2 separate regions of the Homo sapiens genome follow, and region 2 is linked to region 1. The links are chromatin loops, found by intact Hi-C in ENCODE. Cell type or tissue: HCT116. All regions are shown on one strand. Each heading gives the region's core, and the rest is flanking DNA. Links, peaks and the distances in the headings are about the cores only. Region 1 has its middle 1.7 Mb from the start of GRIK2. Region 2 has its middle 720 kb from the start of GRIK2.

Evidence for each region. A loop is a pair of places that touch in the nucleus more often than their neighbours do. Peaks named below come from ENCODE experiments on the same cell type or tissue, not always from the same donor. Only the 100,000 strongest peaks of a DNase experiment are listed, where the experiment ranks them.
Region 2: it touches region 1 in a loop (2.6-fold over the local background); 5 of 110 quality-filtered maps call a loop at or near these places.

The regions. Positions count from the first base shown.
Region 1 is chr6:103,113,177-103,129,769 of GRCh38, reverse strand. No RefSeq gene overlaps it. Among named protein-coding and RNA genes, the nearest start is that of GRIK2, 1.7 Mb to the right of the region's middle. In HCT116, for the core only: a CTCF peak has its summit at 6,560 (motif pointing right); a DNase peak (open chromatin) is centred at 6,569.
Region 2 is chr6:102,106,495-102,123,087 of GRCh38, reverse strand. No RefSeq gene overlaps it. Among named protein-coding and RNA genes, the nearest start is that of GRIK2, 720 kb to the right of the region's middle. RefSeq lists enhancers at 14,252-15,145, 15,146-16,040. In HCT116, for the core only: a CTCF peak has its summit at 8,505 (motif pointing left); a DNase peak (open chromatin) is centred at 8,527.

The DNA.
Region 1 (16,593 bases), core at 2,872-10,871:
GCAGACAACAAATAATCTTTGGTAAGGACATATTGGTGTCTTTTAAAGAGATGAAAACACAATCTAAATCAATAGTCCCCTAGAGCTCTAAAGAGTTTAATTCCCTCATGTGATTAAACTCTTTATCCCTAAAGACTCCCTTGGTTTTAACACGGAATAAGATGCAACATTTGTTTTACACACACACACACACACACACACACACACACACACACACGTTTTATATATATATATAACAAATTTTACATTATACGTTTAAATATATAAACAAAAGCACAGTTATAAAACCTCTATTTATTAAGCAGCAGGCTGCATATTTTAAAGAAATGAATATTTAACTTCTCTAAGAAGAAATCCATTAGATATTTAAGAATTTATTTCAGTAAAATGGGGAACATATTTATAAATGCATAGAAAGTTTTGTTGCATTATTGTAACAAAATGCCAATTTTGTTTGAAAAACATAACACTTTGGTTTAGTATTGACATTTGACATATTCTGTTCATTTTCTTCTAATACATAGTAGGAAAAAAGAACCACACAAGATGATAAAAAATATGACATAATAATGTTAATATACATATATGGCTAATTTTCTTCTGTTTATCACTTACCAATGTATTTAATGAAACTGAATTCACAGAAAATCTTTGAGAACTGAATAATTCATTTTTTAAAATTTGCTGCTCCTTTTTAAAACAGTACTGAAAAACACTGCCTTAGGGTGAAATTGTACAGTATATCATCGTACATTCTTTGGAATATTCCCAATTTGATTCTATATCTAGGGTCACCATTTCCATTCCTCTGAACTGGAAATATTTTTACTACAGATTTATTTAAAATATATTAGTCTCTTAGACATATACATGTATACTAAATTATGGCTATGGTTTCATATTATGTCAGCCTCTCTAATAGGTTTCCGGTGCTTTTGTTTTTGTCTTTAAATAACACCAGAGAAGAGTTGACTCAGGTCAATTCTCATTGTATCATCGTATTTGCATATCATATAGTTTTTCTAGGTTTAGAAGAAAATATTTACTGTATTATGCAGAAACTCCCTGTTTTATAAATTTATTCTCACTGAATAGGTATTTCAAAGTAAATTATATGCTAAGATAATGTCTGGATTACTAATTCATTATTTTTGATGTGACTCAACTTTATGAATTTTAAGATTTTTACAAAGAAACTGTCACCTTGGCAAAATCATTGAAATATTAGTACCTTAAAAGATTTTCAATTTTATTGCAGATATTTAAACAACTTAAAATAGTAAATTTTTTAAAGTATAATCCATCACTTTAGAATCATGTGTTCCTATAACATCAAAATACTGATCACAAATAATTCTCATTCACTGATTAAATCCTATCTTCAAAGGTAATGCTTTTAATCAAGCTTGATGATAAATGTAAACCCTGAAAATGATAAAATTAAATCTTAATAACGATTATATGTCTAATTCAGAAATAGCTACTGAGTTCTTATTATGTGGGAACCAACGTGCTAAATGCAATGATAAGTATTCTACCTTGACAAAGTTTATAATTTAATAAATCAAGAATGACATAGGTATAAATAAGATTCATATTGAGAGATGAAGTCAGCTGGGCTTCTGGGTCGTGTGGGGACTTGGAGCTTTTCTGTCTAGCTAAAGTATTGTAAACACACCAATCAGTGCTCTGTGTTTAGCTAAAGGTTTGTAAATGCACCAATCAGCACTCTGTAAAAACGGACCAATCAGCACTCTGTAAAATGGACCAATCAGCGCTCTGTAAAATGGACCAATCAGCAGGATGTGGGCAGGGCCAAATAAGGGCATAAAAGCTAGCCTCCGAGCCAGCAGTGGCAACCTCCTGGGTCTCCTTCCACAGGGTGGAAGCTTTGTTCTTTCACACTTCTTAGTAAATCCTGCTGCTCACTCTTTGGGTCCACACTACCTTTATGAGCTGTAACACTCACTGTGAGGGCCTGCAGCTTCATTCCTGAAGTCAGCAAGGCCACGAACCCACTGGGAGGAACAAACAACTCCGGACGTGCCACCTTTAAAAGCTGTAACACTCGCTGTGAAGGTCCATGGCTTCACTCCTGAAGTCAGCAAGACCAGGAACCCACCAGAAGGAAGAAACTCCAAACACATCTGAACATCTGAAGGAACAAACTCCAGACACACCATCTTTAAGAGCTGTAACACTCACCATGAGGGTCTGGGGTTTCATACTTGAAGTCAGCGAAACCAAGAACCCACAGGAAGGAATAAATTCCGGACACAGTATCAGGTAGAAAATACCAACTGTTCTCAATTAAACATAGAAAATAGGATAGATCAAAGTCAGGAAGCAGATATTTTTTATAATGTAATATTTCATTCCTCTTTCTCTTTACCTAATCATCCTCAGTTTATACATTTGAATTTTGTCTAGATATTTGGATAATGTGTAAGGCAAATAATTACATTTCCCTGAATCACTTTTTGTGAATGAATTCTAGTTAGAGTTGGCCAAAAGAGAAAGTTCTGTGAAATATGAAAGTTTTAGGAAAAGTAGAGGACATTATTCTTGAAAAGTTGTCATGGTCAGACCTTGTGATAGACAGAAGTGAGTCTCAGCTTGTCCCTTTCTCCTTTGTTCCACATCCAGCGTGTCTCAACAACTACCAGCTTGGCTGACTAACAGCAGTCTCTGAGTTACTCAGTTGAGGTCCATAAAGACGGTAGTTTTGTAGGTGAAATGGCCATTTGTCATAGATCGCTTCATGAGCTTTTATTTTGTAGTCTGTTTCACCAGCCAGATTGGCGTATTGGATTTTCTGTAAATGATGACTTGTTCACCCATTCCACAGTTGCAGGTGAAAAGTTATTTTTCTCTGATTCTCTAACGTATCTCTTCCAGCCTTTAAACTTCTCAGCATCTCCTGAATTTGTGTTATGTAATTTCTATAATATGTCTTTCATTTCCAAAATACTTGTGGCACCTAGACATTCATGACAGTAAAGATATAACAATATGTGTTGTTCATAGAGAACACACTATATTTTATCTCAAAGGTAAACATTATATTAAACGTACCCTGTTGAATAGGCAATATTACCTTTATTATGTGGATTTTTTAAAACAAGACTAACCTAGCCAGAAAAATCAGGCAAGAGAAAGGAACAAAGGGCATCCAAATTAGAAAGGAGGAAGTCAAGTTACTGCTGTTTGCAGATGACCTAATATTATATACAGAAAACCCCAAAGACTCCACCAAAAATTTATTAGAACTAAGAAACCCATTCAGTAAAGTTGAAGGATAAAAAATTGAGAAACAAAAATCACTAGTATTTCTAAATGCCAAGAGCAAATTATCTGAAAAAAATCAAGAAAGCAGTCCCTTTTACAAGAGCTACAAAAAATGAAATATCTAGGAATAAATATAACAAAGAGGTGAAAGACTTTTACAGTGAAAACTATAAAATATTAATGAAAAAATTAAAAAAGACACAAAAATGAAAAGATATGTTTATAGATTTTTAAGAATAAATTTAAGATATTCATGCTACCCAAAGTAATTTACAGATTCAATACAATGTCTATCAAAATATCAATGACATTCTTCACATAAATATAAAAAAAAACTAAAATTTATATGGAATCACAAAAGACCCTATATATGCAAAGGAATCTTGAGCAAAACCAATAAAACTTGAGGGATTATACTACCTGACGTCAAAACATAATACAATCATATTAAGAAAAAAGGCATGGAACTATCATTAAAACAGACACATATACCAATGAAATAGAATAGAAATCCCAGAAATAAACCCACACATCTACTGCCAACTTATTTTTGACAAAGGTACCAGTACACATAATGGATAAAAGATATCCTCTTCAATATATGGTGCTGGAAAACTTGATATCCACATGCAGAAGAATGAAACTAGATTCTCATGTCTCACTATATACCAAAATTAACTCAAAGTTGATTAAGGATGTAAATACCCCAAACAACATAACCACTGGAAGAAAGCATATGGCAAAAGCTCCATGACATCAGTCTAGGTGAGGATTTTTTGGATAAAACTTCAAAAGCACGGGCAACAAAAGAAAATGTAGACAAAAATACTGTAAAATGCAAATCAAACTACAATGAGATATCACTTTCATCAAGTCTGAATGGCTACAATAAAAAAATTAAAAGATAACAAATGATGGTGAGAATGTGGAGAAAAGTCAGTCCTTATATACTACTGTTGGGAATGTAAATTAGTACAGCCATTGTGGAAAACAGTGTGGAAATTCTTCAAAACATTAAAGATAGAACTATCATATGATCCAGCAATCCTACTACTGAGTATATCCAAAGGAAATGAAATCAGTATGTTGAAGAGATGTCTGCGCTCCTGTTTATTGCAGCACTATTCACAGTAGCCAATGTATGGTTAAATTAGATGTTCATCAATGGACGAATGGATAAAGAAAATGTAGTATATATAGACAATGGAATACTATTCTGCCATAAAAGAGAATAAAAATTCTGCGATTTTCAGCAATATAGAGGGACCTGGAGAACATTATGCTGACTGAAATAGGCCACTGAAAGATAAATTCTACATGATCTCACTTATATGTCAAATCTAAAATGTTGTTCTTGTAGAAGTAGAGTAGAATGGTGGTTACAAGAAGATGGGGAGAGGAGAGGGACATGGTCAACAGCTAAAGAGCTAGTTGGGGGAATAATTTCTAGTATTGCATGGTAGGATGACTAGAGTTAATAAAAACGTATGTTTCAAAATAGCCTGAAGAGAGGTTTTTGAGTGTCCTCACAACAAAGAAATGATAAATATTTAAGGCGATGGATATACTACTTACCTTGATTTGATAATTACACAATTTACATATGTGTAAAACATTACATTGTGCCTCATAAATATACATAATAATGATGTAACAATTATAAATGAGATTTTTTAAAACTGGGCCTAAGTAAGGTTACGCATTTTACCAAACACAATGTAATCATAAGTCATACTGTTGGGAGTCGAAATCTGCTCATCTACAATAACGATTTTCTGTACAAATATTTGGAATGGTAAAAATTAACCTGAGAGCCTGATACTTTATAACTGTGTGAGGTGGATGAGTGCCTGACAAAAACTCCATCTAATGCAGAATAAAAGTTGGCAGTCATTCTGTTAAAAAAAAAAAAAAATTCGAACTCTCTCAGAATGCATTAAGCAGATTATCTCAGCTAAACAGCAATTTCTACTCTATATTTAGCTTGTCCAGTGTACTCAAAAAATAGAATACAAAATGTATTTCCTAAGACACTTGCTCTTTCTAACATTTTGGTAGCCACCAGGCTCTTAGAGGTGTGCTGTAATCCTCACTAGAGCAGCATTTCCCACCAATAGATATTTATAAAATGTTTTTACTCCAAGGACACTGGGGCCTTGAGTTACTGACCTTTGTCCCAATGCAGAATCAAAAGTGTTTCCATACCATTGTCTCCTTGACTCATCTCAATTATAACAAAACAAAATAAACCTTTAAGACAGAAATGCACTTAGGATAGCTGATTTACTATTGTTCTGAGCTAACAAAAGTCTTTCTTTCTAGCACATTTCAGATGTGATAATAACAGAATAAATCTTCTGAAAACAAACAAATCTCTTTGGGAGCCAGAGAAAAGCTCTTAAAAGAGTCATTTTGAGGTACCCAATTTCCTCTCTTCCATATTTGGATGTTCAGATATGTTTTGTAGAGAAAGACACTTAAAAGACTAGCTGTCAGACACCTTGTCTCCTTTTTGGGACAGTTTTGTAAAAAACAAACCACTTAAATGTATTGCCTAGTAGCTCATTTTATATTATCTATCTTTCCCATTCCTTCTAAGATGCCAAATGTGTTCTAATGGTCTCATATTTAGGCGAACATTTATACATAATGAAAGGAAATGATTTTGAAAAAAAAACATAATACAGTGTTTACCTCATAAAACTCTCAGAGAAAGAGACAAATATGTTTATCTCCATTCTGCCTTCTCATTTGTATTGAATTTGTAGTTTACCCATCCACACTTCCACACCATAACATCACCACTGCTCTGTGGACAACAAGCTTTTTGTGGTGAAAACCAAACTGCTCTTCTCCTGTCTGACCTTTTCCCTACCCCACTGCCACTCATACAACACAGACTGTATTCAAATGCTTCCTTGTCCCAGACAGGTCTCTGGAGAAGCTTGGTTGTCCTGAACCATCAATGGGCATGAAATCTTTAGTTTGCCCTATTTTAAGGACCAGGAAAAATGTGGCTTCACAATAGTAAACGTTTTGGGCAGTAAACTCACCATACTCCAACCAAACACCAACAGTAAAATGGCACCCCACCCCTGCATCTGCCCCTCCCCTGATGCCCTCAGTGGTTTCAGCAAGGCCTAGCAAGGAATTCGTCTTCAAACCTGCTCCTGGACTGTGAAAACAGGAGGCAGCGTTCCAATCACACCAATGTCTGGTGCTGGCTGGACTTTGCAGTGAGCCAATTTTCCATCCTACAGACAAAAGGGGCAGCAGGTGGCGCTCTAATTCTTCCCCCAAGATGGTGTGAACCGAGTCCAGGAGCCAGCTGAAGCCCCACCGCCACTCAACAGCCATGAGACTTAATGAGGGAGGCAAAGCAGGGTTAGTTACCACTCTACTTCACTCCCAGCACCCGTTCCTATCATTAGAATCAGAAGGAAACAGAGTCTCCACACCTATACGGCATCCAGGAGGGAACAACGTAGAAGGCGGAACTGATTGGCACTGTCAGCTTCTCCTTTCCCTGTCCCTAGTGTCTGCCAGGCCTAACTGGAAGCTGAGCCAGATTGAAGTGGTATAACATTTTCAATTACTGAAAGAAAAGACAAGCCAACCATAAACTCTGTATCAGGTGAAATCTATCAATAACTAAAGGGAAACAGATAGGCTTAAAGGAAAACAGTTTGTTGCTAGCAAACTGTTAAAAGGGAAACTGAGGCATAGTAATGTTTTAAAGTTTATGTGAGTAAACAATAACTCATGAACTGGAAACCTCCAAACCAAAAGTTTGGGAGCTCCACTGAGGAAATGCAAAGGGAAGGCTTTTATAGGATGAACATACAAGTCAAGAAAAGAAACTATTTGATTAGTTACGGTTATACAGTTGTCTTATTTGGCCTATGCTGTTGGAAAATCCCTTGTTGTCTAATTATGTTTGTTGGCTGCTTCAGATTGTTTAAGCTTAAGTTCTGTTTTTCTTTAATATAGGTATTTACAAGAAATAACTTGCAAATCAAGCAAGGTTAAAGTCACTTGCGTGACCTAATTGGCTTTGCCTTCTCAGGGATTCTTCAGATCTGGTCTTCATTGGAACTTTTTTTAAAGCTTTTAAGTTCAGGGGTACATGTGCAAGTTTGTTGCATAGGTAAACTTGTCTCATGGGGGTTTGTTGTACAGATTATTTCATCATTCATGGTAAGCCTGGTACCCATTAGTTATTTTTCCTGATCCGCTCCCTTCTCCCTTTCCCTCCCCCTACCCTCCATCCTTTGATAGGCCCCAGTGTGTGTTGTTCCCCTCTATGGGTCCTTGTGTTCTCATTATTTAGCTCTCACATACAAGTGAAAACTTGCCATATTTGGTTTTCTGTTCCTGCGTTAACTTACTTTAACGTAGCTTGTCTTGAAGAATAGGTGAAAGATTTCTCTTAACAGAGAGGAAATGATAGAAGAAGGCTTGGAACTTCAGAAAAGAAAAGAATAAGATGGGTTAAAAAATGAAAGAACAACAAAATATCCTTCATCTCATGAGTTTTTTTTATATCACATTTGATGGTTGAAGCAAAAATTATTACATCATCTGATGTAGTGCTCAATGTAGGTAGAAGAAACACTTAAGACAATTATACTTAAAACAGGAGAATAAAACTTTTTATGAAAATTAAAGTGATATAGTCATGTGTTAAGGATTTGTTTACCTAATGAATAAATAAGCTTGGTATTTTCCCTAGGATTTTTGTTTTAAATACATTTAACATTACTGGCATAATATCTGATGTCTAGGTGCTTTCTAAAGGCTTATAAAATATTTAAAATCTGAAAGAAACATTATTAATACAAAAACATATAATAATAAATATTGCAACATTAAAACACTACCTTGCGTGAGCTCCTCAAAACTATAAAGATCATGAATGTCAAATAGGGGCTGAGAAACCATTTCTAAATAAAGAAAACATTAAGACGCTTTTTTTTTTTTTTTTTTTTGAGACGGAGCCTCACTCTTTTGCCCAGGTTGGAGTGCAGTGGGCGATCTCGGCTCACGGCAACCTCGGCCTCCAGGGCTCAAGCATTCTTGTGCCTCAGTCTCCCAAGTAGCTGGGATTACAGGCACATGTCAGCCCACCTGGCTAATTTTTTTTTTTTTTTGGTATTTTTAGTAGAGACAGGGTTTTTCCATGTTGGCCAGGCATGTCTCAAATCCTTGACCTCAGGTGATCCACCCACCTTGGCTTCCCAAAGTGCTGGGAAAACAGTCGTGAGCCACCATGACCTCCCATGTTAAAACTCTTGATGAGTAACTGTAATATATATTTCTGGTTTAAATCATGGACCAGAAATTTTAAAAGCTATGGAGAATATTATTAAAACAATGAACAATATTTGAATATAAGTTGATGATTAGTTAGTAATGGAAGTACTTAAATAAAGTGTTACAATGTCAAATTACTCACAAATTATTTAGCAAAAACAAGAAATTAAACTATGTATGTATATGGAGTAAAAGAATCTGAGTGAGGAAGTAATAAATAAGAAAAATGGCAACAGTAGATAAATATGAGGAAGAATATAAAGTTCTTTGTATATTCCTCCAAATTGCAAGTGTAAAATTATATCAAAAGTAAAAGTTTCAAAAAAAGTTTAAGGCAAGACAAAATCTTGGGTAATACATAGGCACACTGGAATTATGCATTGATATAAAATTATTAAATTTATTGAAGCTATAGCTCCACTGATAAAGAGATCAATTAATATGATAAACACAAACCATAATCAGAAATAATAAATAGTATATAACAACAGAAGCATTTAACATGACCTCAACATAGCAGAAAGACCACTTGAAGTCAGGAGTTCAAGACCAGCCTAGACAACATAGTGAGATCCTGTTTCTACAAAAAATAAAACCGTTAGCCAGGCATGTGGTGGCATGTGCCTATAGTCCTAGCTACTTGGGATGCTGAAATGGGAGGATCCTTTGAGCCCGGGAGTTTGAGGCTGCAGTGAGCTCTGATCATCAAAACAAAAAAACCCACAGTGTGTGTGTATATATACATATTTTTTAAAGTGACACTATAACTTATGATCAATGAATCCATAAATAATGAATCAAGTAGCATTTTGTTATATATTCACAAGTATGAAGTATATTTATTACCTATGGCACAAAGTGTGTTAAGAATACAAAAAATAGAAAAAATATGTTAAATAGTTTTAAATATATTGAAATTTTAATGAATATTAAATTTCAGGTGTCTTATAGTACTAAGCATTAGATTAGTTTAGGATAGGCCTTGTATAGAATGGAAGTCATTGTCCTCAGCTCACTGACAACATAATACATGTAGATCACCTAATAGTAATTATTAGGAATTTTAAGGAATTTTATAAAATAACTAAATAGATAATATTTTCAACTCCAAGTTTTTTAAAAAACAATATCTCATTATAGGTATAATTTTGTTATTCGCTTTATTCTGTCAATTAAAGAACTTAAGATCGTTTATAATATTATTTAAACGTACTGACATCTAAATGTTATTCTTGATTCTGTTATGCTAAAAGTCAAGTTGGGAAGAGACTATATAATCAAAATGAATTTTGTTTAAAATCTGAACTTTGTTATGACACAGAATGCCAGTTTAAATTTGACAATCTCATGTGAATTGTCATGAAAATGAGACAGTAATGAACATTACCAAAATGAAAATAAAATATATTTTGGCACTAAAGCTAAAGTATGTAAGATCTAGAATATGTAGACCAATCAAATATAGATCCCTAAGAAGGAAGGAAAATATCTCAGTGACAATTACTGTATTAATTTGAGAAAGGTGGCCACAGGCATAACTTCTGCAATTGAAACTTGAGTGAGAAATGACCAAGACTAAAAATAATAATTTTAATTTAAGAATAACAATAACATATGAAATAGCAATTATTAAGCAAAATGAAAGCAAGCCAAAAAGGTAACTGAATTTTATTAAGTGGAAAATAAAATATTTTAAGAATCCAAGCTGATGTCAAAATGTTATTTATCACATAATTACATATTGCCATCTGTATTAGCCTGGGTTCTCCAGAGAAACAGAACCAATAATATATGGACAGATATATCAGATAAGATTTATTATTAGAACTGGCTCATGTGATTGTGAAGGAGGAGAAGTCCCACAATATGCTATCTACAAGTAGGATAACCGGGAAAGCGATTGTGTAATTCAGTCTGAGTCCTAAGGCCTAAGAACCAGAGGAGCCAACAGTGTAATTCTCAGCCTAGGGCCAAAGGCCAGTCCTGGGGGTTGGAGAGGGCAGTGGTATCTGAGCCCAGGGCCAAATGCTAGTCCTGGGGGCTTGGAAAGCACAGTGGTGTCAATCTCAGAGTCTAAAAGTCTGAGAACGAAGAATTCTGATGTCTGAGGGCAGAAAAAGTTGGATGTCCTAGCTCAAAACAGAGAGAGAAAGAGAATTTGCCCTTCCTCTGCTGTTTTATGCTTTTTCAGGTCCTCAACAGATTGGATGATGCTCAAACACATTGGTGAGTGTGATCTTCTCTACTCAGTCTATCAGTTAAATGTTAATCTTTTCTAAAAACACTCTCATGGACACATCTAAAAATATTTTTTACCATCTATCTGGACATCCCTTAGGCTAGTCAAGTTAACACATAAACTTACCCATCCCACCATCTATACTGATTAAGTAGAAAAGTCCAATATGCAGATTCCAATACCTTTTAGCTTTAGTGCCAAAATATGTTTTCTTTTCATTTTGGTAATGTTGATCACTGTCTCATTTTCATGAAAATACACATGATTTTTCATATGAATTTTGGCTTATGATTATAATATGGAAAGCCAAAAATAGTATCACTTCTACTCTCAGAGCTACAAATCCTATAAACTGTCTGAAAATTCACAAGTTTTCTTAAATCTGTAAGAGGGTTGAGGTCACAGAGCTATGAATTATCTGAGCACTTATTTATCTGAAGCAGATAACATTGGCCCCTGGTTAAAATAATTCAGCTTAAAATATTAACATATTGCCAAAGGCCATGTCTAGTAAGAAAATATGGAATCACTGGGAGGCACAGGCACAAAGGGTATTAGCATCCACTTATGGGCTCATTCACATGGACATAATGTGTGCTCCTATAAAGATTGGGAGCAAGGTGAAAGCATTGAGAAACATACCTGGTTGCCCAGGCCTGGAAGGATGGGACAGAAGCCACCGAACAAAAACACAAGGAACCCTGCCTGGATACTTCCTACTGTCTCTCATATGGAAGAAAAACCTTAAATCACTTGTGGAAGAGCAACCAATGCTGGTACTCTTAGAATATTTGTGAAAACATATGGTTTCTGGGGAAAATTAAGATAGAAGAAATAAGTCTTGGTGTAAACCTTAACTTGCCCACAAAACACAGAGACAGAGTGACTGTCTTAAGAACAAAATTTCATCAAAACAAGAAAGAAAAAAATAGGAGGAAAAAAAGAAAAAAACAGAGTATCTAAGAACAGAGAGACAGGTCTAACATCTGTGTAGTTTGGAATGCTAAAAGACGACAGACAGAACGGGGTAGTGAAATATTTGAAAAAGTAGTGTCAACTTTTCCCCTAAATTAATGACAGACTCCTATTAAGAAACTCAGAAAATATCAAACAGAATGTCAAAAACAAGCACAAATACACACACACACACACACACACACACACACACACACACACAGAGACAGAGAGAGAGAGGGAGAGAAAGAGAGAGTCATATTATATTAAAACCGCCTTAAATGGAAGACAAAGAGAAAGACTTCATTGTGGCCAGACAAAAATATATTCATTACATACAGGTGAACAAATGGAAGAAATAAGGTGGACTTTTGATCAGAAATTATCCAAACCAGAACAAGAGGGAGTGACATTTTTAAGGTGATGAAAGAAAAAAAAAATAGCAAAACTGCCAAACCAATATCCTCTACTTGTATTAACCAGGGTTCTTCAGAGAAACAGAACTAGTAGGATATATGTGTAGATAAATGGAAAAAGATGTATTCTGAGGGATTGGCCTCTTGGGTATAAGGTTAAAAACTCCCACTATCTGCCCTCTGCAAGCTGGGGGCATTAAAGACAGTGGTATATTTCTAGGCCAAGCCTAGAGGCCCAAGAATCAGGAGAGATGATGTCTGAGGGCGGGAGAAGATGAATCTCCCAGCTCAAGCAAATTTGCCCTTTCTCCACCTCTTGTTCTGTTTGGGCCCTCAGTGAATTGGATGATGCCCATTCACATTGATAAGGGTAATTTTCTATAGTCAGTGTACCAATTCAAATGCTAATATCTACCAGAAATACCTTCACAGATATACCCCAAAATAATGTGTGGTCAGCTACCTGGGCATCCCTTAGCCCAGTCATGTTGACACTATACATTAACCATCACAAGTTCATCTCATGTCATTTTGGCACCTATATGCATCTCCTTAAACCATACTTAATTTTCAAATATAAATAATAACATGGTCATAATTTGACCTAACTGGATACAACTATCCTGCATAGAACTGAAAATGCACTAATTGCCTCTTGTATCAGCCATTTTGTATTCCCCTTGCCTTTTGCAAGCCCCTCAGCTGTCATGGTTCTTTACCTGGCAAGGTGGCACAAACCTTCATGCCTGAAGGGTCTGGGCCTTTAGTAGTCCTGCCTGGCTACTGTAGTTTTTCCTTGACTTTAATCACAGGGAATGGTAACATTAAGACACATCTTAAAGGATATCCTGTATTCAGGCATATTCTTCCTTACCTTCATTGTGGAGTAATAGTTTAATTAATGTTTGGTAGTTAAGATCAATCGCTCCAGTCAACACCATAACTCACTTCTTTGCCTGTTGATTCAGAGGCATGAGGATCCCAAAGTGGTCAGGTGGAAGTTTTAACCTCCAATTCAATCAAATCATTGTGTGTCTCTCAGTAAAAGCACTCCTCCTGAAGCCTACTCTTAGGCCAATAGATCATAAAGTCATAAAAACAGGAAGCAAACATTTTGCTTGTCGGTGAATGGGGTGATAATGAGCAGTGCCACTGTCATTGCCACCACTTAATTCCTGAACTATTAACACGCTTAAAGAAACAAGTGAAAAAAGGAACAAAAACAAAAAATAAAACTGAAATTACTATTCTCTACTCAACACACACATATTTCAAGAATAAAGAGAAAATAAAGACTCTCTCAAGTAATCAAACATTGAGAAGAATCACTGACAATAGACCTACATCTCAATACATGTTAAAGAAAAGTCTTCAGGAAGAAGAAATATGATATAAATGAGAAACAGGCATCTACAAAAGGAAATAAAAAGCTAGAAATGGAATAAAGGAAAATGTCAATTTTATTTTTCTCTTATCTTTAATCACACTAAAAGATAAATGTATTAGTCTATTTGTGTTGCTATAAAATAATACATGACTCTGAGTAATTTATAAATAAGAGAGGATTATTTGGCTCACAATTCTGTAGACTATAGAGGAAGCATGGTGCTGGCATCTGCTTAGCTTCTGGTGAAGTCTCAGGAAGCTTTCACTCATGGCAGACGGCAAAGGGGGAGCAGGCATGTCACACGGCGAAGTGGGAGCAAGCAAGAGAGAGCAAGAGGTGAAACAACCATCACTTTTAAACAATCAACTCTTGCGTGAACTAATAGAATCAGAACTTAATCACTGCTGTGAGGACAGCGCCAAGATATTCATGAGGGATGCCCCCCTATGACTCAAACACCTCCCACCAGGCCCATCTCTAATTTTGGGGATCACATTTCAACATGAGATTTGGAGGGAACAAACATCCAAAGCATATAATACCGATTGTCTAAAACAAAGGTAGTAGCAATAGATTGTGAGTTTGTAATATACATAAATATTAAATGTACAACAAAAATGGGAGAGAGAAAATGGGAGTAGACTGCTGTAAGTCTGTCAGACAACAGAAAAGCACTAGAACCAATAAATGAGCTTGGTAAGGTTGGAGTATACAAAATCAATATGTAAAAAATCAATTTTATATCTATGTGCTAATAATGAAAGATTGAATATTGAAAATTTTCTAAAATACCATTTACTGTAGCACCAAAAGGAGGAGTTTAAGTGTAAAGGTTTGGTATTGATTTTGTTTCCTAACAATTCCTAAAATACAGGTACACCTTTGCCTCATTCTTTCTTGGGAATATGTTTATTTTGCTTTTAACATAAGGTATGGAATGGCTTTTTCTCACTTTTTGCTTAAGGAAGTAGAAAATTAAACTTTAACTGCTGAAAACAGAATAATCACACATTAGGGAATTGGGGATTTCAATGTTTCAGGTGTTTTAGAAAAGCCTTAATAATCTGAAGTTTCACATGCTCATTTACATAACACATGGGTTCTAATACTGTTGAGGTTCACTTATTCCACATACTGAACACTAACAGCAGCATGTGCATATTTTTGAGATATCAGATGTATAATCTTGGAATGGTATTGAAATACTAAATGCATTTAAATGAACTAAAATGATTCAAGGAGAGCATATTGCACTTACAACACTTATACTCTATGCTATGGGCTTCTAAAAAGAGGTGGGTGTGATGCTGTGAAGAAAAGCAATTCCATTCTCAGTAGGTTATCACAGTGTATTTTCAGAAGTTTCTAATTGAAGGCATGCTTCATTTGCCTTGGCTATAAAAAAAACCCACATTTGCTCATGATTATGTCTGTAAATGCCCTCATAAAATGTACTCTAGCAAACACACCCACACACTTGCATATGCACACACACACATGCCTATACACACATTTTACAATTTACTTGGAAATGCTTTCGTGTAGATTACACTTCTTATTCCTTGTGTGGTTTTTCTGATATTACTAAGAGGATAGAAAAGTTAAATATTAATATAAAGTAATTTAAATATTCTGAACCATATCAAAAATCCTGAATTATGGTTTATGAATTTAATTTTAAAATAAAAATTTAATTTAATAGGAAAATGTCAAAAAGAATTGCCTAAATTATGTACTCCATATCTTGATTTTTTAAAAATCAATGATTCAATTTTTTAATGCTGTTAATTGCTTTGTTTAGATATTCTTGAAAACATTGATATTCTCCCCCATACACAGGTATACACACATGCATACATACAAGAAAACAGATAAAGTGTATTAGATATCTATGTTCAATGTATCTTTTCATCCTGTAACTTTCTATTCCTTATTGCTTTCTTATAAAGGAATAAGAGGTGTATAATAACACACTCATATTTTCAAGATAGTTGTATGGGATAATAGTTACTGTTATAGAAGAATATAGGACTGAATTACAAACTGCCTATTAGTGGTGCCTTTAGAAACAAAGATCATCATGTCAATTGCTGGTATTCAGTGTCTTCTCTTCTAGCCCCAGGAAGCTAGAGAACACCAGAGAGTAAAATAGTCACCCCCTTGAGGTCATTCTCATCACATGAGCTGCAATTCTTAATAACTTCTACCTAACAAACTCTACTTTCATGAATCCCACCCATTTTAAGATGCAAAAACTTATTTCAAAAATCGGAGGTTATCTCAGGCTTTGTGGTCATAGAGACATATGCCAAGACCTTAGATATTCCATTTAATATGCTATGTGATATTGAACAAAGATTCATCAGGTGAAAACTACAAAGTCACTGAATGAAGTAGCACAACAATAGGAGTAGAATGATTGGTCCGTAATGACTAATAAATAGTGAACTTAGTATTACCATAAAATTACCATTTTTTAGAGAGAGAGAACTTTGTTAGAACATAGGTTTCCTCTGTGTGTTATACTTTACAGATGATTAGTCATGCCTTTCAAAATATAGAGGTGTCCAAAATCAAGTCCAAACAAGCCTTAAGACCTTAATAACTGCAGGCAGTGCAATAGCTGAACATCTTTTAAACTCATCAAGAGTAGAGGGAGAGGGGGATGTACATCACACAAGAAGCAAAGCCAAAAGTGAATATTTCACATTGAAACCTACAACAAGGGTGGTTTATATCACTCTTAAATTATTCACTTATTTATTATTTCAATAACTATATTATCTATTGTAGTTTTAGCACCATTCTTGACAGACTTTGAAGACACAGTGCTGAATATTCAAGGGGCCTCTGCTCTTGTGAATTGCATGAATACAGATCTGCAGAAATAAATTATTTTGTTGAAGTTATTTCATGTATTAGTTTTTAAGTGTATGCTCCTCTCTAATAAATAAATAATTATAACAATTTTAGATGGTTGTAAAAGAAAATAAGAG
Region 2 (16,593 bases), core at 5,280-13,279, 1.0 Mb after region 1:
AAATATTTCTTAGAAAATGAAACATTTCAATTAAAGTTGAGAATTTTAAAACATAATTTAAAGTAATAGCTAATCAGATATGTTTAAATAAAATTATACACCCAAGTGCCTGCACATAATCATGTTTACTTAATGATATTTAGAAATAATGTATTGACTAACTACTTAATTCATTATAGTAACTACTATTTTCATCCTGTTCAGAAAATATTAATTAATCACCTATTATTTGCTGGGCATTATTTTAGAAACTGGGTAAAGAGCAGTGAATAATCTTACAAAATTCCTACCTACACAGTGTCTGATGGAGCCAGTTAGCATGGCTCATCCTAAGAGCTGATTGTGCTCACCTTGTTACAACCTCAGTGGCACCACATTTATGACTTCCAATTAGCCATGATGGAAGAATTAATGCTAAAGAGTAAATTGTATGGATTTAAATATATCAAGTAGAGATATTGGTGGAGGTGGGAGATTATGAACTTTCTATTGAGATTTTCTTTTTGATTTTTCAGAGATCATAAACTGAGAGTGAGGATGTAGAAGGGAGTTGCTGATTACTTTAGAAGATTAGAAAATGTAAGAACTGATCATCTAGGAGAATGGGAGAAAAGTATTATTGTCAAATAACATTAAGGTTCCTTTTATGTTGCAGATGGAACACTCAAAATAGAATAACTCAAAAAGAATTAATACACAAAGAGGTTATTTACAAAGGTGCAGGTGCAGAGAAACTATAATGGTTAATGCAGTATGTCAGGGGTAGAATGTTCCAGGAATTCACTGCTAGTCTGAAAGACATGAGAAAAAGAATTGCTAAAACTGGGAGAAGCTACTAGTAACTGAGAACACTTACTAGAACTGGTAGAATGGCAGCTATCAATGACATTTCCGCAAAAGACAGACAGCTCAAGATAAATTTGAGGGAGGGAACCAAGAGAATAGATTATCTGTCTTCACTCTCCCCATTTCCCTCTGGTTGCGTCCTAGGGTTTACCATTTGTCAAATCGAAAGTGAAGTTTGAAGATGTAAGGGATCCTGTTGATAGAATCCATATGCCTTGATCTTCTAAGGAAGCATTTAGAAAGTTAAAAAGAGTGGACCTCCTCTTGAGGCAATTAATCATAATTTTAAAGTTAGAAAAATCAATACACTTATTTTCTTCAGCCATGTTTATATTCAGACAAAAAGTAGCAAAAAAGCTGGATTTCAGTGAGGCTGCAAATTATGGCAGTTTGAGAAGACCAAAAGACTTGTTTATGCAAAATAGTGTTTAAAACTCAAGAGTAATCACAAGAAAGTATTATTGTTATTATCATTGTTAACCTTTTGTTAACTCTTAAGGAGAGAACAGAGGACACTCACAAACGAAAGAGAGTAAACCAAAGTTTATAGGTCTTATTGAGGTTGAAGGATTGTTAGAACAGAAGTACTAAAGGGAATAAGCTGCAAAGAAATCAGAAAGTGCTTGGGGGGTGGGATATTTAAAATTGAGATTATGGAGATGTTGCCATTTTAGTAACAACTAGCTCTAGGATATTTTCCTGTTTTAAGTGGCTAAAAAGGTGAAACAAAATCACTGGAAGAGAGGGAAATTTAGAAACTGTAAATCAGGACATTTTAGGAATCAAAGATATCATAATCTGAGTAGTACAAGAATGAGTAACAGCCAGTGTATTAATCAGGAATCTCCAGAGAAACAATCAATAGGATATACGGATGAGAGAGAAAGCGAGAAAGAGATTGAGATTTTAGAGTTGGTTCACATGATCATAGAACCAGCAAGTCTAAAACAACAATAACAAGATTTTTATGAGTTTTTACTCATAAGGTGCTTTTACACATTATCATTTTATTATAATCATTTCATAGGTAGTGTATTTGTACTATGTATTGTTGAGCTTGATCTTCTCTGAATGAAGAGCCGAGAAGTACAGCGTTTCACATTACAGACAGGCATGTCCAATTTAATAATCGCTTTCCAATTTTATCCTTAAGGCCATGCTGTCCTATTATTTAAAAATTGACAGAAAAAATGTTTTAGAGATTTTTAATGAAAGCAGAATTGCAAAGTTGTGATTATGGTGTATTGAGAGTGATTTAATAGATAATAAAAAATGATACAGTCACAGTCCAAAGAATTTCAGCATTTATTTTATGTCTGTAAATATAAGATGATAGCACCAGAGTTTATATACAAGTTTGCAGAAAGGTGACATGTTATTTTAGATATACTTACTTTATGATGTTGAGAGGAAAAAGTTAACCCAGGTGATCATTGAATCTATTGTATTATTTTAAGGATTTAGCTGAGAAGCCTAATTTAAATGTTTCTGGTTTATATTTAAAGGCAGAAAAATAATTACTTCGGTATTAATCCTAAACATTGAATCTTTCCCCAAATCAGGGTGCCATTATTTTTAAAAAACGTACTCAGGTACAATCGGCATACAAAAAATTGTTCCTATTTAATGTATACATTTTGATGATTTGGAGAGATGTATACAGCCATGAAGCCATCACCATTATCTATGCTCTAAGCATATTCATCACCTCCAAGGATTTCCTCCTGCCCTCTGTATTATTTTTTTCTTCAGTCTCATTTTTTTCTTTGTATAGAGAAGTGTAATAAACTAAGGTAGTAATTTTAATTTCAAAATAACTAGCTGAGTATTATCAATATGTTTACTTGAATCTTTTGAACACAATGATACAAACGATTTTGAAAAATAAATTTGTTATTGTTGGGTTTCTGCCACTTAAAATATTCATATTAGGACTAAATATTTCTCTCTATTGTTTAAACATTTTGTAAATTAAATTGTTCTAACACCCTGTTAAACAATTTATTTCCTCTATGTCTTACATTCTACTGTTGAGCCTGTCCACTGAGCTTAATTCAGTTGGTTGTTTTTTCAACAAATAAATATATGCCACTTACGTGACAGGCACTACTGAATCAGAAATGAAGTAAGCACAACATCAGTTCTCAAAGTGATCTCAGCGTAAAGAGAGTGGAACCCCAATGTAGGGGTAATTATATAGAGAAGATGAACTTCTATATACATGAGTAGATTTGGGGACAGGGTGAAAGTCTACTCTACTTTAGAATGTTGTGCAATATTTATATGCGTACGTTTCTCTTGAAAGAGTGACTTCATATGTTTCATTTGAAAAGCAAAAGGCCCATGACTCCCAACAAGTCAAGAACTACTGCCTTAAAGGAGGAGTAAGATTTAACTAGAGTAAGAGAAGGCAGGTAAAGTTTCCTAGGCAGACGGGGCAGGGATGAGTAAAGATACAAAGACACAGAGAATCAGAAATAGATCACAGAGCCCAATGTGCTTATCATAACACTAAACTTTACTTAATCATCAACAGAGAGCTATTGAAAGGATTTAAAGCAAAATAAAAGCATGTTCAAATTTAGGCTTTAGAAAAATCACTTGGACAGTTGCATGGGGGATGAATCAGAGAACTAGACTAGAGGTTTATAGACTAAATAGAAGCTTGATACTATACTCCAGGACAGAGATGATGATGGTCCACATGGAGAAGATTATGTGAGAAGATCTGATAATGTAGGAACTAAGCATCTAGGAGAATGAGAGAAAAGTATTATTGTCCAACAACATTAAGGTTCTTTTCATGTTGCAGATGGAACACTGAAAATAGAATAACTCAAAAAGAATTAATACACGAAGAGGTTATACAGTAAATAGAAGCCTGGTACTATATTCCAGGACAGAGATGATGATGGTCCACATTGAGGCAGTGTAAGTAGGGGTGCAGAAACAGAGATGGATTTCAGATACATTTAGGATAAAAATGATAAGTTGATATGATTGATTGAATAAAAGAAATTTATGAAATCTATAAAAGTCTATATAAAAGTGAACTTTTCCTTCTAGCAATATGGAATAACAGATGCTCTGTTTTAGGATAGTTTCCTTGGAAAACAGCTTAAGGCAAAGCTTATATGCCACGGTTTTATTGAGAGGTGGAATTATAGGTAAGAAAGACAATAATGAGAGGAAAGGTATTGGAAGAAAATGCAATAGACTGGTTAGTTACTGAGTTGGTTCCACTTCACAAGAAAACTACTGTTTGCTCAGTCACATGAGATGTGTAGAAACTCTGCACATCAGAACACCCTGGAGGTTGAGAGAGGCAAAAGGCACTTACACATTCTTTCCCATCTTCTGCTTCACATAGCACAAAGCTTTCCCCAGGAAGCACTAAATCTCTTATGCTTCCGGGATGTGTTAGATAATTTGGTCAGCTGCTGGAGACTGCAGATCCCATGCCCAGAGGGGAGGCAATTCATGTAAGTCCAGAAGTAGCGGAAGAAGTCAAAGCATCCGTGAACCTAGTCATGGCAGGCCTGTGTACTGGAACTCCTTGGGTTTCCACTACAGTTGTCATAATGGGCCTGTAAAAAAGCCCCTAGGCTTAGAGGTTGTGGCAAATTGACTTTCATGGGTGGCCAGACAAGGCCTGGGTGGCAGCAGCCGCTAAATACAGCAACAGAACCATTTAGAGAATCCACGCTTAATACCGCAATCTGAGAAAAAAAAAAAAGGAGGAGAAAGTCCCATTCTTCATCATGGTAGCCAGCTACAATCTCCTAAAAAAGGCATAACTATAATTATGAATCAAAAAATTGCCATCTCTTCTGAATCTTTCTTTGTTGTCACTCTGACTTTAAATCTTTCTCTCTCATCTCCTCCTCATTCTTCCTTTCTTTCTTGTTCTCTCCTCTCCTCCTTTTCTTCTCCCCTTTTCTCTTCTCTTCTTTCTGCTTTTTCCTTCCTTCCTTCCCTCCCTCCCTCCTTTCTTTTTCTCTTTTCTCTCTTTCTTTTTCTTTCTTTCCCTCCCTCCCTTTTTCTTTTTCTTTTTCTTTCCTTCCTTCTTTCTTTCTCTTCCTGTTTGTCTGTCTTTCTTTCCTTCTTTCCTTCCTTCCTTCCTTCCTTCCTTCCTTCCTTCCTTCTTTTTCCATTTCCTTACTTCCTTTTAGTTCCCTTTTATATTCCTAATGGAAAATCGAGGAAGTCACGTCAAGAATCACTGTTATATTGAATGTTAGTAAACTGAGAATATAGACATATCCATGCTTTTTCAAAAAAGCACCATATGAATTTAGATAAATTTCTTTTCCCATGACCTAATTTTAATTTTTATTGTTAAAATTTAATAAGTTGGAAATACCTCACATAACTTCTGTTCACTTTGACTTGGTATTTTGACTCAAACTTAATTATTTGTAGAAGATAATTTTTCTTAATTTTAATATCAAGCAATGAGAAATATATAGTTTATACAGGTGAAAGAGGTTGGAAAATCCATGAAATAGAATGCATCTTTTTATCTGTGGATGTATCTCTACATGTGTGAAGAGGAGCTGGTTCTGTTTCTTTTTTATTTTCATATTATAGAAAAATAAAATGTTAATGTGAAATCAGAGTGTATTTAGAAACTCAATAATTGGAACTTCATGAAAAAGAAAGATAAACAAAAATCTCTTATAAGAGCACATATTTTGAATTGATGGGAGCAAGAAAGACAGGGCAAATGAACCAGAAATCAATATTGAACTTGGATAATTACAAATAGAAACAGATCAGAACTCTCACTATTATCATATAGGACTTAGGTACTTAATACCATGATTAGGAATTTAGCTTTATTTAGCTATTTGTCCATTCTTATGTTCCCTTCCTTCTAAAATGTTTAAATAAGGTTCTGTTTTCATAATTGTTTCACCACCAACATTTGAATATATAGTCAGAAAATGAATATATAGCATGGCCTTTCAGCTACTGTGTTGGGGAGTGTTTGGAGAGGGGTTCAAAGCATGCCACTGTGAATGTCCTCCAAGAGCTGGAAATAAGTAATGTGGCATCTCAATTTGTCAAGCAGTCCATAAACCATAAATAGGTTTATGACTATTGTTTTGTCATATTATTAATATGACACTATTAATAGTGCACCACTCAGTCTCGAATGTGTTCTAGTGTGGATGATAAAAAAAAGAACTCAAAAATGAGGGCAAGAAGATTTCCATTAGGTAATTCAAGTATAAAATTAACAGAATGGTTCAGATTATAGGTAGAAAGACTCATCTTAAAGCTAGAATAAGAAGTAATTAAAGGTAAGCATTCAAAATAGAAAGTAAGAAAGAAAAGTGTTCCTGTTTGAAGATAACATTTGCTTATGTAGAAAACCCTAATGACTCCATAAAAAAAGCTGGTAGAACGAATCAACAAATTCAGTAAATTTGCAGGATACAAATCAACATGGAAAAATCAGTTGTGCTTCCATACAGTAACAATAAACTTTATTTAAAAATTAGAAAAACAATGTAATTTACAATAGCAAAAGGAATAAAATACTTAAACTTAACAAGGAAAAGGGTTGTTTACTAAAAACTACAAAGCACTGATGAAAGAAATTACACTAAACACAAACAACTGGAAAGACATTTTGTGTTCATGAATGGGAAGACTTAATATTGATAAACTGTCCGTGCTGCCTAAAGTGATCTATAAATTTCATGAAGTTCCTATTAAAATCTCAATGGCAAGCCACCATGGCACATGTATCCTGGAACTTAAAGTAAAATAAATAAATAAATAAATAAATAAATAATCAAGTAGAGTTTCTCATCTGAAAAAAATATAAATTATTGTATTTGTCTTTGTATTCAAGAATACGATTCTTGAATTTGTGTTTTTTTCAAGATGGCAGATTATAGGATTTTTGCATACTTCTGCCAATTCGAAATATTGAGATAGTGCATAAAGATCAACTCTGTGAGCTTTAATTCAGGAAGGAAAATGGGAATCCACTGGAATAAGGAAGGATATCCCAGATTCTGGGGAGGAAAATGCAGACAGATAAACCCTGTGATGGCATCCACCTGACAAAGGTGAGTGAGGCCTCAAGACATGAGACATGCACTGTGACTCACCTTTTCACTGGGGATCTAAACAACCCAGGCTATGGGAAAGAACTTTGTTTCTTCCAAGCCCTGGAGCTAACTTGGGAGGGAGACTTAAAGATTCTGTGAGAAAAACACACCAGGAAAAGCTACAGGCATTTTCCCTGACATAAAACTGAGAGCAGCATGTTATTTTTAATCCAGGGACAAAGTCAGCCATTCCTTAGTGCCTCAACAGTGTAGCTGTGCAGGCATTTTAATCTCAGGCCAGAGATTGAAGTGTCTGCTCTGGAGCACAGTAGGGGTTTCCACAGCCAGTACTGTGGAAAGCATCTCAAAAGTAGGTACTTGAATTATACTGTCTTCTGTCACAGGCCTGTGGTGGGAGGAGAGTTGCTACAGTTGTAGTTTCTCCTGGACAATAAGACTTGCAGCCAGGGCCAGCTCGGTGACCTAGAATCAGTCTTCATGTGTCATTGTTGGGTGTCCTAGCCTGTTTCCCTGAGATCCTGGTGTAGCAGGACCCTCTTCACTCTGCCCTAGGTAGAAATCCAAGCATTTAGAGCACTAACTTGCCTGGACCAGAAGCTTGAGCCAACCCACCCTTCCAACCCCGCTACGTGTCTGCTCCACATGTCGGCAGATCTCCAGGCATTTGGAGCACCTGCTCACATGGACTAGCAGCCTGAGTTGGCCTACCTTCCCAGTGCAGAGATCCTGTGCAGGGGGCCCTCTCTGCTTCATGTCCAAGCACATGTTTAGGCACTTGGAGCACTTGCTCACCTGGTTCAGCTGAGCCTCCTCACCCTTCATGGGCATAGATTTTAGTGCAGCAGAGCTCTCTCCACTCCATGTCCAGGCAAATCTCCAGGCATTTGGAACACTCACTCACCTGAATCAGCAGCCTAAGCCACCTCAACCTTCCTGGACATAGATCACAGTGCAATGAGGATCTCTCTACTCTACACCCAAGCAGATCTCCAGGCATTCAAAGCACCTGCTTACCCAGACTAGAAGCCTGAGTCAGCCTACCCTTCCTATGCATATACTCTGGTGCAGGGGAATCCTCTCTGCTTCATGCCCACATAAATCTTTAAGCATTCGGAGCACCTGCTTGCCTGTTTTAGCAGCCTGAGCCACCTCGCCCTTCCTGTGCAGAGATCTGAGTGCAAGGAGGCCCTCTCTGCTTCATGATCAGGAAGATCTCCATGCATCTGGAGCACTCACTCTCCTGGATTAAGTGTTTAGGCTGTCCCCATCTGTGTGCAGAAAATTTGGGGTGAGTTTTCTCAACTCCATACCCAGGCACACCTCTGAACGCTTGGTGGCTGCCCAGTTGATTCTCCCTCAATGCTGGTTCTTGTGCCTGCTATTGAGGGGTCTATAAGAGAACCTGCCTGGTCCAGACCTGCCCATCTTGCCCCATTCCCCCCTGGGCTGAAGAGGGAGCTCAGACCACTGAGTGCTCCATAAGTCAATCCATTGCCTAAGGTAACAGAGAAATTCTCCAGGTAAACAAGGATGAAATATTTACCCAGCAGCACTGACTACCACAAGCTCTGACCCATCGGGGCCCTCTACTGGCTTGTAGGTTGAACTTCACATAATATAAACCTGCTGACAGAAGTGCATAGGGCTATAGAAGCAAAGCCAAAAGACCCTACACAATATTCTCTGCAATCACACCACCTGGTAGGGGGTGGGGCGGAGGGGAGAGAAAGGGGAAGGAAGAAGAAAATAATATCATGGTGATAGAAAGAAAAAAATATCCTACCTGCATGAAAAATTTACAAAAATTACAAGTGCCAGTATCGCAGATGAGAAGGAACCAGAGCAAGAATTCTGCGAAATGAAAAATCTGAATGTAGTGATACCACCAAAGGATCACACTAGATCTCTAGCAATGGTCCCTAACCAAAATGGAAACTCAGAAATGACAGATAAAGAATTCAAAGTATGGATTTCAAGCAAGCTCAATGAGATTCAAGATGAGGTCGAACATCAACACAAATAAACTCTTCAAGCAATCAAGGAAATAAATGAAGAGATAATCATCTCAGAAAGAAATGAATTGGAGATTCTGGAATTAAAAAAACTTATGGAATTTCAAAATACAATTGAAAACTTTATTAATGGACTGGACCAAGCGAAGAAAGAATTTCAGAGCTTGAAGAATGATCTTTCAAACTGATCAACTCAGAGAAAAATAAAAAAGAATTTTTAAAAATGAACAGTTTTGAGAAATATGGGATTTCTCAATACGTAAAGCAATGAAACCTGTGAACTACTTGCATTCCTGAGAAAAATATAAGAAAAAAAACAACAACTGGGAAAACATATTTGAGGGAGTAATTTAAGAAAATTTTCCTAATCTTGCTAGAGAGTTAGACATCCACATTCAAGAAACATCTAGACAACACCTGCAAGATGCTATACAAAACTAACATCACTAAGGCAAATAGTCACCACACTGTTCGAGACCAATGCTAAAAAAAAAAACATAATAAAGGCAGCTAGAGAAAAAGGTCAGATTATGTACAAAGGGAACCACATGAGGCTAAGAGTGGATTTTTCAGCCAAAATCTTAGAAACCAGAAGAGACTGGGTGCCTATTTTCAGCATTCTGAAAGAAAAGAAATTCAAACCAAGAATTTCATATCTCACCAAACTAAGCTTTATAAGTGAAAGATAAATAAAATATTTTCCAGACAAACAAGTGCTAAGGGAATTCATTACCACTAGATAAATTTTATGAGAGATACTTAAGGGAGTTATAAACATAGAAATTAAAAAAAAAAAAGATACTTACTACCACAAGAAACACACTAAAGCATGTAGTTCACAAACCCTATAAAGCAACTACACAATAGAAACTACAAAGCAAACAATTCCATGATAGGATCAAAATCTCATGTATCAATATTAACCTTGAACGCTAATGGTCTAAACACCCCACTTAAAAGGCACAGAGGGCCAAGTAGGATGAACAAAGAAGACCCACCTTTCTGCTGGCTCCAGGAGTGCTATCTCACATGTAACAACACCAATAGGCTCAAAGTAAAGTGTTGGATAAAAATCTGTCACACAAATAGAACACAAAAAAGAGGAAAAGTCACTATTCTCATATCAGATAAAACAGACTTTAAACCAACAACAGTAAAAAGTGACAAAGGAAGTCATTACATAATGATAAAGAATTAAATTCAACAAGAAGATTTAACTATCCTAAATATACATGCAACCAATATTAGAACACCTCGATCTATAAAAAAAATTACCTCTAGACCTAAAAAAGACTTAGACTGCCACAAAATAATCTTGGGAAACTTCATCAACCCACTGACAGCACTAGAAAGATCAGCAAGGCAGAAAGCTAACTAAGAAATTCTGTACTTAAATTCAACACTTGACCAGTTGGACTGAGTAGACATCTACAGAATAATTCACCCAACAGTCACAGAATATACATCCTCTCATCTGCACACGGAACATACTCCAAAACCAACCACATGCTTGGTCATTTAGCAACTCTTAATAAATTAAAAAAATCAAAATCATACCAACAATACCTTCAGACCACTGTAGAATAAAAATAGAAATCACTACGAAGTAGATCTCTAAAGACCACAAAATAACATGGAAATTAAACAACTTGCCCCTCAATGAATTCCAGTTAAACAACAAAATTAAGGCAAAAAAAAATCTTTAAAATAAGTGAAAATAGAGACACAACATACCAAAATCTCTGGGATGTAGCAAAAGCGGCATTAAGAGGAAAGTTTATAGTACTAAATGCCTACATCAAAAAGTTAGAAAAATCTCAAAATAAAGATCCGACATCATAATTTGAGAACTAAAGAAACACGAAAACCTAACCTAAAGCTACCAGAAGAAAAGAAATAATCAAAATTAGAGCAGAATAAAATTGAAACCAAAAAATTCAAACAAAGAATCAGTGAAACAAGGAGTTGGCTGTTTGAATAGATAAACAAGATCAATAGACCACTCTCTAGATTACCAAAGGAAACGAGAAACTGAAGTTATTGATTTTTTTTTTCTAAAAAAGCATTTTGTGTTACAAATTTTCTCCTGTGATTGGATGTAATTGCACTAAACAAATATTGAAATGTTAGGTTTCTATTTTCATTTAGTTTAAAATATGTTTATTTCTCTTTTGATTTTTTTCTTAGGCTCATAAATTGTTTAGAATGTAGTATTTTTCTATTATTTAAATATATTTAAATTCTTGAATACACTGAAATAAAATGTTATTGATATCCAACTCAATTCCATTGTGGACAGAGGATATATTTTGTTTTACTTAAAGGCTATTTAATTTAATAAGACAGTTTGTATGGTTTAATGCATGGTCAATCTTGGTAAATATTCCATGTACACTTAAAAATAATGTGTTCTGTTCTTGTCAGTTGAAGTGTTTTATAAATGTTAATTAGACAAAATTCATTGATGGTAATGTTCAAGTTTTCTATACCCTTACTAATTTTTGACTATAATTGAAAATTTGCCTATTTATGTTTGAAGTTCTGTAAAAACTTGCTAAATATACTTTAAAACTTTGTTAATGGGTATATAAATGTTTAAAATTGCTACATGATCTTGATGAATTGAAACCCTTATTTTCATGAAATAAACTCCTATATCCCTGGTATGATTATTTGATCTGAAATCTATTTTTTTTTCTGATATTAATGTTGCCATTTGAACTTTCTTCTGGTGTTAGCATAGTGTATCTTTCTTTTGTTCTTTGATGGCTGACAGATTATAGTACCTAACTATAAAGTGAGTTTCTTGAATGTAGAAAATATTGTTTATTTTTTATTCAATCTAACAATATTTTCCTTTCAATTGGATAATTTGGAAGTTACATTAATTATGATTATCAATATGTTTGAATTTACATCTACCCTCTTATTATTTGTTTTCTTCTTATTGCGTATGATATTTCTTTCTTTGTTATTTTTCTTCTGATGTTTTGGGATTAATTGAGCAATCCTTTTTAGTTCATTTCAACTCTCTTGTTTGCTTATTAACTATAATTTTGTTGTTTTATATTAGTGGTTGTTTTGCATCTATTGTATATATCTTTAGCTTAATATACTCTCTCTTCAAGTGATATCATGCTACTTCATGTATGGTATAATGACCTCAGAGTAGCTTACTTCAATCTCTCCTCTCCAGAGCTTTGTGTTATTGATGTCATGTATTTTACTTTTCATGTTATATTCCTCAAGAAAACGTTCTTATTAGTTTTGCTTTAAATAGTCAATTATTATTTGAAGATGTTAAAAAATAATGTCTTTTTGTTAACCCATGTAGTTGCCAATTCTAACACTCTTTTATCCCTTTTGTAGATCCAGTTTTCCTCCCCTTATTTTTCTTTTTCTAGAAGACCATTTAACATTTCTTTTGGTGCATATATCCTTTTGTCTGAAAAATGCATTATCCCTCTTTTTTTAGAAAAATATTTTTACTGGGCAAAAAATTCCAAGTTGACAGATATTTTCTTTCATTATTTTAAAGACGTGGCTCCACTGTTTTATGCTACTGAAAGATAAGAATTATACCAAGGTATATTATGCTAGTTAACTTACTTAATAATGCTGGGTATACTAGCATTGTTTCTGAAAAAAAAAAAGCCACTTGTCACCCTTATATTTGCTTTTTTTCCTCTTATTGCTTCTAAGGTTTTCTGTTACTGGGTTTAAGCAATATGACCTTAATGACCTTAGTGGTTCTCATCATGTTTCTTGCTCTTGCAGTTTATTAAGCTGGTTTTATCTGTGGCTTTATAGTTTCACTCAATTTGGATAATTTTCAGCTCTTATTTTATTTCTTCAAATAATTTTTGTCTTCGGTCTTCAGGAACACCATTCACACATCTAGTTGTTCAGTTAAAGTTGTCTCACAGTTCATTGTTGTCTCGATTTTTAAAAAGTTTTTCCTGTCTGTATTCTATTTTGTAAGCTTCATATTGCTAAGTTTTAATTTCACTAATATTTTCTTCTGAAGTGTCTAATCTACCATAAATTTCATCCAGTGTATTTTTTCTCTGACATTGCAGTTTTCATCTCTAGGAGACTGTGTGTATGTGTGTGTGTGTGTGTGTGCGTGTGTGTGTGTGTGTGTGTGTGTGTGACTTCTCGACTTAGGATCTTCATACTTTAATTTCTTTAACATATATATATATGTTTTCAATGCTATTTAAATGATTTTTATCATTTATTTCATTTTTAGGTCAGTTTCTATTGATTTACTTTTCTTTTCACTTGGGTAGTATTTTGCTGCTTCTTTACATATCTAGTAACTTTTTTTGGATGCTGGACATTGTGAATTTTATATTTGTAGATGTTGGATATTATTTCTTCTTGAGATTTCTTTCAGAACACAGTTACGCTATTTGAAAATAACTTGTTATTTTTGAGTCCTGCTTTCATGGCTTTAATTTTTATTTTTTCAAGAGGAAACATTGATCTAGTATTAATTTCCCTCACTGCTGAGAAAGACCCTTATCATACTCTAGCTAACAGACCAGCAAATATTTTTCTGTAAAAGAAACATGTATAATTGTATTTATATATAATAGTGCACAGTTTATGCTTGGTAAGTCATATATGATTTCTGTAACATATTTATTTGTTTCTATGTGTGTATGTTTGCTTTTTACCTCTGTTTAATATGTACAAATTATTTATCTCAAATTCTATCCCAAAATAGATCATAGGTCAGATTTGACTAACAGGCCAAAGTTGCCAAAGCCAGCTCTAACTGATCACTGGAATAAAAAGATTTTCCACTTCAGCTATTGTAAACAGGTATTATTTTCTGCCCTTTGTGAACTTTAAGTATAATTTGCCCTAATTATTTTGTGTGGTTCTTTTGCTACCCTTGTTTAGGTTTCTTATACACATTCATTAATTACATACATTAATTATATACATTAATTAATTAAAATACACATTAATTATACACATTCATTAATTAAAACTATTTACAGATTCCTAAAGAGTAGACTTTACAAATTTCCCAAGTTATTTCCATGTGCAGTTTTCTCTTTTATAGAACTCTTTCCTGTGAACTTTTTCTGCTTTGAAATCCCCAGAGCCACAGCTCTACATCTTCAATTCAGAGACTGCTGACTATTGTACCTCAACAAATTGGTCAAAAATCAATTGTAGATCCACTTCAGGACTCTTTATTCTGTTCAATCAATTCATTTGTTTATCCTCATGCCGATACCACTTTATCTTGATTGCTATAGTTTTATATTACATCCTTAAACTAAATAATATATGCCCTCCAATTTTGACAAGAAATTGTTCATATTTTTTTATTAACATGTATATTTTATATATACATGGGAGATACCAGGGAATGAGTAATTCTCATAGAGGTGAATTTGAATTACAGCTTATATAGCATCGTTAACAAAGTAAAGGAAAATTTTAGAGAAGCGACAAAACAAAGGAAAGGAACTTTGAATGTGCAGAATAGCAACTTGTGGAAAGGTAAACTAAGGGCAATTAACGGCAAGTTAGGAAAGCTGGTTAATGTAGATTCCACTGCTACCATCTCCACCGGCTAATGTTGTCTTAAAGGGTTAACATTTCTTCTCTCTGGTAGGTGAGGGCATGGAAACCCTTTGCCTTTGCACATTTATATCCTGCTTTTAGGCACATGGAGGGCAGAGTGCTTTCCTGCATCTCCTCCTTCATTGCCTTTGGCTCAATCATCCTGTATACCTTGGTGTGGCATATTCTGGTTTCCAATAGGCACAAAAGTTCCCATGTCTTACACCTTACCGGGGTTTTCAAAGCACTACTCAGATGCAGAAAATTTGATATTAACAAGGTTAAGAAGCATCAACCAACCCCTCTCTGTTTCTTGATAGCACCTTTGTTACCGGAAAGGGGCCTTTCATGCGTGTCCCTGTGAAGAGACCACCAAACAGGCTTTGTGTGAGCAACATGGCTGTTTATTTCACCTGGGTGCAGGTGGGCTGAGTGGGAAAAGAGAGTCAGTGAAGGGAGATAAGGGTGGGGCCATTTTATAAGATTTGGGTAGGTAAAGGAAAATTACAGTCAAAGGGGGTTTGTTCTCTGGCGGGCAGGAGTGGGGGTCGCAAGGTGCTCAGTGGGGGTGGTTTTTGAGCCAGGATGAGCCACAGAAAGGACTTTCACAGGGTAATGTCATCACTTAAGTCAAGGACTGGCCATTTACACTTCTTTTGTGGTGAAATGTCATCAGTTAAGGTGGGGCAGGGCATATTCACTTCTTTTGTGATTCTTCAGTTACTTCAGGCCATCTGGACATATATACGTGCAAGTCACAGGGGATGTGATGACTTGGCTTGAGCTCAGAGGCCTGACATTCCTGCCTTCTTATATTAATAAGAAAAATAAAATAAAATAGTGTTGAAGTGTTGGGGCAGCGAAAATTTTTGGGGGGTGGTATGGAGAGAGAGAATGGGTGATGTTTCTCAGGGCTGCTTCCAGTGGGATTAGGGGTGGTGTGGGAACCTAGAGTGGGAGAGATTAAGCTGAAGGAAGATTTTGTGGTAAGGGGTGATATTGTGGGGTTGTTAGAAGAAACATTTGTGTAGAATTATTGATGATGGCCTGGATACGGTTTTGTATGAATTGAAAAACTCAACGGAATAAGAGAAGGAGAAAAACAGGTATAAAAGGTCTAAGAATTGGGAGGACCCAGGACATCTGATTAGAGAGTGCCTAAGGAGATTCAGCATAGTCCTGCCAGCAAAGATTATTTATTTACTTCATGAGTTTAGAGTGGCAGTTTGGGGATAGCACCAGGAAATACCAGCTGTGATGGCTTGGAGAAACAGTGTAAACTGGCAGTGTAAACAAGAGCAGGTCATGTATGAGTAGTTGAGAACGGTGAATAGGAGTATGACTAGACAGAAGATAGTAGGGATGACAACTTTTTGGGGCACAGTCTAAGTTGGTCTGGTGTCTGGAATGAGACTGGGGCCTAATAAAAAGGAGTGTCTATACAGGAGCTTAAATGGGCTGTACCTTGTAGCATCCCAAGGACAGGCCTGAATTCTGAGAAGCGAAAGTGGTAAAAGTATTGTCCAGTCCTTTTTAAGTTGGTGGCTGAGCTTGGTGAGGCATGTTTTTAATAGACCGTTAGTCTGTCACTGAATACTAAGAGCCTGAAAAGATGCCTGGCTGATTTGACTAATAAAGGTTGGTCCGTTATCAGACTGTATAGAGGTGGGAAGGCTAAACTGAGGAATTATGTCTGACAGAAGGGAAGAAATGACTGTGTTGGCCTTCTCAGACCCTGTAGGAAAGGCCTCTACCCATCCAGTGAAAATGTCTACCCAGACTAAGATATATTTTAGTTTTCTGACTCAAGGCATGTGAGTAAAGTCAATTTGCCAGTCCTGGGCAGGGGCAAATCCCAGAGCTTGATGAGTAGGAAAGGGAGGAGGCCTGAACAATCCATGAGGGGTAGTAGAATAGCAGATGGAACACTGAGAAGTGATCTCCTTGAGGATAGATTTCCATGACGGAAAGGAAATGAGACGTTCTAAGAGACGGGCTAGCGGCTTGTAACCTACATGGAAGAGGTTATGAAATGACGACAGAATAGAATGGGACTGTGAGGC